2 separate regions of the Homo sapiens genome follow, and region 2 is linked to region 1. A link is an interaction called in ENCODE POLR2A ChIA-PET data of the cell type or tissue named here. Cell type or tissue: Caco-2. All regions are shown on one strand. Each heading gives the region's core, and the rest is flanking DNA. Links, peaks and the distances in the headings are about the cores only.

Evidence for each region. Peaks named below come from ENCODE experiments on the same cell type or tissue, not always from the same donor. Only the 100,000 strongest peaks of a DNase experiment are listed, where the experiment ranks them.
Region 2: POLR2A ChIA-PET joins it to region 1 with 10 read pairs; 2 of 35 experiments call an interaction of 5 or more read pairs at or near these places.

The regions. Positions count from the first base shown.
Region 1 is chr6:42,913,268-42,916,330 of GRCh38, forward strand. PTCRA (pre T cell antigen receptor alpha) reads left to right here and starts at 2,786. Exons shown (of 4, transcript NM_138296.3): 1 at 2,786-2,860. The coding sequence starts at 2,803. In Caco-2, for the core only: no CTCF peak of the experiment used is centred there; no DNase peak of the experiment used is centred there.
Region 2 is chr6:43,445,573-43,448,771 of GRCh38, forward strand. It overlaps ABCC10 (ATP binding cassette subfamily C member 10), which reads left to right. Exons shown (of 22, transcript NM_001198934.2): 15 at 27-370; 16 at 705-874; 17 at 1,676-1,836; 18 at 2,112-2,365. Among named protein-coding and RNA genes, the nearest start is that of DLK2, 8.4 kb to the right of the region's middle. In Caco-2, for the core only: no CTCF peak of the experiment used is centred there; no DNase peak of the experiment used is centred there.

The sequences.
Region 1 (3,063 bases), core at 564-3,063:
CCCAGCTACTCTGTAGTCTGAGGCCATGAGTTTGACAATCACATCTGTGAATAGACACTGCACTCCAGTCCAGGTAAAATAACAGGATCTTGTCTCTTTTTTTTTTTTCTTTTTGAGCCAGAGTCTCGCTCTTTCACCCCGGCTGGAGTGCAATGGCACCATCTCGGCTCACTGCAACCTCTGCCTCACGGGTTCAAGTGATTCTCCTGCCTCAGCCTCCTGAGTAGCTGGGATTACAGGCACGCACCACCATGCCTGGCTAATTTTTGTATTTTTTAGTACAGACGGGGTTTCACCATGTTAGTCAGGCTGATCTTGAACCCCTGACCTCGTGATCCACCCCCCGCCCCTCGGCCTCCCAAAGTGCTGGGATTACAGGCGTGAACCACCGCGCCCAGCTAGAAAAAAATAATTTTTTAATAGTTGAACAACAAACCACAAAAAAATTACAGAGGCCTTTAGACAATAATTTTAAGGAAATAAATGTAAATTTGGGGGACTGGGTGTGGTGGCTCAAGTCTGATCCCAGCACATTGGGAGGTCAAGGCAGGCAGATCATTTGAGCTCAGGAGTTCTAGACCAACCTGGGCAACATGGTAAAATCCCATCTCTACAAAAATACAAAAAATTAGCCAGGTGGTGGCGCACGCCTGTGGTCTTAGCTACTGGAGAGGTTAATTTGGGGGTGAGGCAGGAGGATCGCTTGAGCCAGGGAGGTGGAGGTTGCAGTGAGCCTTGACTGTACCACTGCACTCCAGTCTGGGTGACAGAGCAAGACCCTGTCTCAAAAACAAAAAAAGTAGCCGGGCGCGGTGGCTCACCCTTGTAATCCCAGCACTTTAGGAGGCCAAGGTGGGCGGATTGAGAGGTCAAGAGATCGAGACCATCCTGGCCAACATGGTGAAACCCCATCTCTACTAAAAATACAAAAATCAGCTGGGCATGGTAGCGCACGCCTGTAGTCCCAGCTACTCTGGAGGCTGAGGCAGGAGAATCGCTTGAACCCGGGAGGCAGAAGTCTCAGTGAGCCGAGATCACACCACTGCACTACAGCTTGGTGACGGAGAGAGATTCCATCTCCAAAAAAAAAAAAAAAAGCAAATTTGGAAAAGCTTTTATGAACAAAGATGGCCATTGTCCCAAACTGGAAACCCAAATGTCTAACAATAAAGGAATGGCTGCTGTAACAGAATGTCTGATTAAAAACAAAAGGACGCCAGGCACAGTGGCTCATGCCTGTAATGCCAGAACTTTGAAGGGTGGATCACTTGAGCTCAAGAGTTCGAGACCAGACTGGCAATATGATGAAACCCAGTCTCTGCAAAAAACACAAAAATTTAGCTGGGTGTGGTGGCATGTGCCTGTGGTCCCAGCTGCTTGGGAAGGTGAGGCAGGAGGATCGCTTGGGACTGGGAGGCAGATGTTGCATTGAGGTGAGATCATGCCACTGCACTCCAGCCTGAGTGATAAAGCCAGACTGTCTCCAAAAAATCCAAAAGGCTGAGGTGGGAGGATTGCTTGAGCCCAGGATTTCAAGAGTGTAGTGAGCTGTGATCGCATCACTGCACTCCAGCCTGGGTGACAGAGTAAAAGCCTGTCTCTTAAAAAAAAAAAAAAAGTTAAAATGGTATAATAAATGCCAGGCATGTGGCTCACACCAGTACTCCCAGCACTTCGGGAAGCCAGAGCAGGAGGATCGCTTGAGCCCAGGAGTACGAAACCAACATAGGCAACAAAGCAAGACTCCATCTCTACAAAAAATCAAAATAAAAATAAATTAGCTGGGTGTGGTAGCGCATGCCTGTGGTCTTAGCTACTCAGGAGGCTGACGAAGGAGGATCACTTGAGCCCAGGAGTTCAAGACTGCAGTGAGCTATGATTGTACTGCCGCATTCTAGCCTGGGCAACAAAGAAAGAACCCCATCTCTAAAAAAAAAAATTAAATAAATAAAAGGAGGGCTGTAACAACATGGCAAAAAGTTTACTGGGCATCTTTTTTTATTTTTTTTTTTTGAGATGGCGTCTCGCTCTGTCGCCCAGGTTGGAGTGCAGTGGCACAATCTTGGCTCACTGCAAGCTCCACCTCCCGGGTTCACACCATTCTCCTGCCTCAGCCTCCTGAATAGCTGGGACTACAGGTGCCCGTCACCACACCCAGCTAATTTTTTTGTATTTTTAGTAGAGACGGGGTTTCACCGTGTTAGCCAGGATGGTCTTGATCTCCTGACCTTGTGATCCGCTCGTCTCAGCCTCCCAAAGTGCTGGGATTACAGGCGTGAGCCACTGCGCCTGGCCCTGGGTATCTTTTTGCCTATAATAAAGCCAGCCATCTAAAAACAGTTCAAGCCCTGGCTCTGGTACCTGTCAGCTGTGTGGCCCTGGGCGGGTCCCTCACTCTCTGTGAGCCTCAGTTGCCTCACCTGTGAAATGTAACTCAGTGGTTGAGTGGATCAAGTGAAGGGCTGTATGTCAAGCCCCTGTCAAGCCACCTGGTGCTCCGTGTCCTGTGGATGGTAGCTGCCCTGAAGCGGGACTTTGCAGACTGAAGTGCTGTCTCTTCAGAGGGAGTGCAGGTGTCCGGCTCCTGGTGTGGGAGAGGCACCCTGTGCTCCCTGGCCCGTGAGACAAGATTGGGTTTGGGGGCCAGGGCAGGAGTAGGGGCCCGTCACCAGGGGAAACGGCTCGTGGTAGAGCAGCTGAGGTGCAGCTGGGCCTGTGGCCTAGAAGGCAGTCTTGTGGGTGCCTCCTCCCCCAGCCGCAACTCAGGTCTGCAGCTGGGTCCTGCCTCCTTCCGAGTGGGCCATGGCCGGTACATGGCTGCTACTTCTCCTGGCCCTTGGGTGTCCAGCCCTACCCACAGGTGAGCCCCCTCTTTGCCTTCCTCTCTGTCCCTCCTCAGTCTGCCGAAGCCCATCCCCTCACTCTGGACCTCCCTGGGTACTGATGGGCTGCAGGGAGGCAGGACAAGAGATATTTAGGGACCTCTGGGGAGGGTCCCTCTGGGGAGGGGACCTCTGGGGAGGGGACCCTATATAGAGGGTCCCCACTATACTCTTCCCATTG
Region 2 (3,199 bases), core at 455-2,954, 530 kb after region 1:
TGGCCCAATCAGCGTCCTTCTCCCAGGCACCAGTGACTTTCTTCAATGCCACACCCACGGGCCGGATCCTAAACCGCTTCTCCTCTGATGTGGCCTGTGCGGATGACAGCCTGCCCTTCATCCTCAACATCCTCCTGGCCAACGCGGCAGGCCTGCTGGGGCTCCTGGCCGTGCTGGGCTCTGGCCTGCCCTGGCTGCTGCTCCTGCTGCCGCCTTTGAGCATCATGTACTATCACGTGCAGCGCCACTACAGGGCCTCCTCACGGGAGCTGCGGCGCCTGGGCAGCCTCACCCTGTCTCCACTGTATAGCCATCTGGCCGATACCTTGGCTGGCCTCTCTGTGCTCCGGGCCACAGGGGCCACCTACAGGTGTGTGAACCAGAGCCCAGGGGGATGAGGTGTTGGGGGGAGAGGAAAAGAGAGACCCCCAAGAAGAGGAATATGCAGGGTATGGTTGGTTCAGCCCTCCTGGGGACAAGGGATGGGGAAGGAGGAAAGCAACAGAAGAAGGAGATAGGGAGGCAGAGTGGACCCCCACTTTGAAAGAGCACACTGGCATCTGCAGCCCTGAGGGAGGCCTGTGGGTATACAGACCAGCTCCCAAGAAGGAGCTGCTCAATAAGGGCCTTCCCTGTTGAGGCCCTGAGGCTGGGTGGCTCAGGGCAACAGTGGAGTGGCTTCACATCCCTCTGGCCTTCCCTAGGTTTGAGGAGGAGAACCTGCGACTCCTTGAGCTAAACCAGAGGTGCCAGTTTGCCACCAGTGCCACAATGCAGTGGCTGGACATTCGGCTACAGCTCATGGGGGCGGCAGTGGTCAGCGCTATCGCAGGCATCGCTCTGGTGCAGCACCAGCAGGGCCTCGCTAACCCAGGTGCCACCCAGGACCCCTCACCCCTACCTCATCCACAAGTTAGTCCACCGCTCTCCCAGATCTCTCCCTGCACCATCCCCCCAACATTTTCACCTCCCACCCAGGGTTCCCTGTGAGGATGTATCATGATTATCATCATCACCCCCGTTTGGAGTTGAGGAGACAATCCCCAGGAGGGACTTGCCCAGGTGGTGGTGGCTTGGGGACTAGAATGAGTCTTCTGAGCTGCTGGTCTCAGTCCCTTCCCTGCTTCCACCCCGTCCCCACCACACTGCCCCAGCCCGCTTCAGTCTCCCACATGCCGTCCCTCCCAGCTTCTCCAGGCCCACCCCCTGCCCTGCATCTGGCCTCCTGTGCTCCTGGCTAGGTCCTATCACCCTCCTGCTTCTCTGTTGCTTTTTTGTTTTGTTTTTTTTTTTGAGATGGAGTCTCGCTCTGTTGCCCAGGCTGGAGTGCAGTGGCACGATCTCGGCTCACTGCAACCTCTGCCTCCTGGGTTCAAGCAATTCTCCTGTCTCAGCCTCCCAAGTAGCTGGGATTACAGGCGCCTGCCACCACGCCCAGCTAATTTTTGTATTTTTAGTAGAGACAGGGTTTCACCATGTTGGCCAGGCTGGTCTCAAACTCCTGACCTCGTGATCCACCTGCCTTGGCCTCCCAAAGTGCTGGAATTACAGGCGTGAGCCACCGCGCCCAGCCTCTGTTGCTTCCTTTAAATGCCAGCAGTCCACAGCCTGGGGAGTCTCCCACAAACGTCCCGGTGTCCAAGCTCTCCCAGCAGCTGGTACTTCTCTCCCCCAGGGCTGGTGGGCTTGTCGCTGTCTTATGCCCTGTCCCTGACGGGCCTGCTCTCGGGCCTGGTGAGCAGCTTCACACAGACAGAGGCCATGCTGGTGAGCGTCGAGCGGCTGGAAGAGTACACCTGTGACCTGCCCCAGGAACCCCAGGGCCAGCCACTGCAGGTGGGCCTGTACCCCCACCCCAGGCCAAAGCTCTGGAACCCTGAAGGCCCCAGTCTCCCTCACAATTCCTTTCTTTTTGCCCACCCATCTTTCTCAGCTCCCATAACCTCTCTTCATGATGACCACAATTCTTCACCATGTCCCTTCTTCCCCATCTCTCATTCTCTCATTCCTCTCACACTGTCCATTTCTCATTATTCTCCCCTCCTCACCATCGCTCCTCATCTCCCCTATCTCCCTTTCCCCGTCTGTCTCCCACCCATGGACCCCACCAGCTGGGCACCGGCTGGCTGACCCAGGGGGGCGTGGAGTTCCAGGACGTGGTGTTGGCGTACCGGCCAGGGCTGCCGAATGCCCTGGATGGAGTGACCTTCTGCGTGCAGCCTGGAGAGAAGTTGGGCATCGTGGGCCGCACAGGCTCCGGCAAGTCTTCCCTGTTGTTGGTGCTCTTCCGGCTGCTAGAGCCCAGTTCAGGGCGAGTGCTGCTGGACGGCGTGGACACCAGCCAGCTGGAGCTGGCCCAGCTCAGGTCTGGGGGAGATGGACTTGGGAGGGGAAGGGGGAACCAGAACTACTGGCACTTAGAGGAGGGCATAGCCAGGAAGGCTTTATATAAACTCACAGCAGCCAGGGCTGATCAGGGGGCTGAAATGGAGGACAGGATGAGCAGGCAAGGACAGCGAACTCCTAGTGCCCAGGTCCAGATTCATGGCTGGTGATCTCAAGGTCTTCCTCGCCCTGACCCAGGCCACCTTTCCAGCTTCATCTTTCTTGTACTTCCTACCATACACCCTCCACTCTTGTGCCCCAAGATACTGATCCCCTGAGTCCTAGGCTCAGCAGGCAGTGCTTCAGACAGCTTGAGACCTGAACCGGTTGCCCTTGGCTTCAGGTGGCCTCACTGGAGGGTATACAACCCTTCCTTACCTCCAGGTCAACCTAGTATCATTTTCTCTGAGTACGGTGACATGGAAAAGGTAGGGAAGCTGTATCCTAAAGCCCTAGGCCTGCCTCTTCTGCCTTCTCTTCTAAGCTGTGGTGGCCCTACCTTATAGCTCCATCATGTCTTCAGGACCCAATTCTAGGCCCACTCCAACCTTGAAGTGTCACCTGCCCTTTCAGTCGCTCTGGTCATTCCCTGCGTAGCCACTGCCACCCCTGGAGTCAGTGCCACACAGTTTAGCCCATTTGTTTTGTCTGGTTTGTGTGTGTGCACCTCCGTGAAATGTAGGCACCTTGAGGACAGAGTCCAGCCTTTGGTTTCTTTGGTATTGCTCATAGCACTGGCACAGTTCTAGGTACCCAGCTACTAACAGATCATTTGGTGGGGATGGGGTGGGGAGCAGAGTGGGGTTATGTTCAG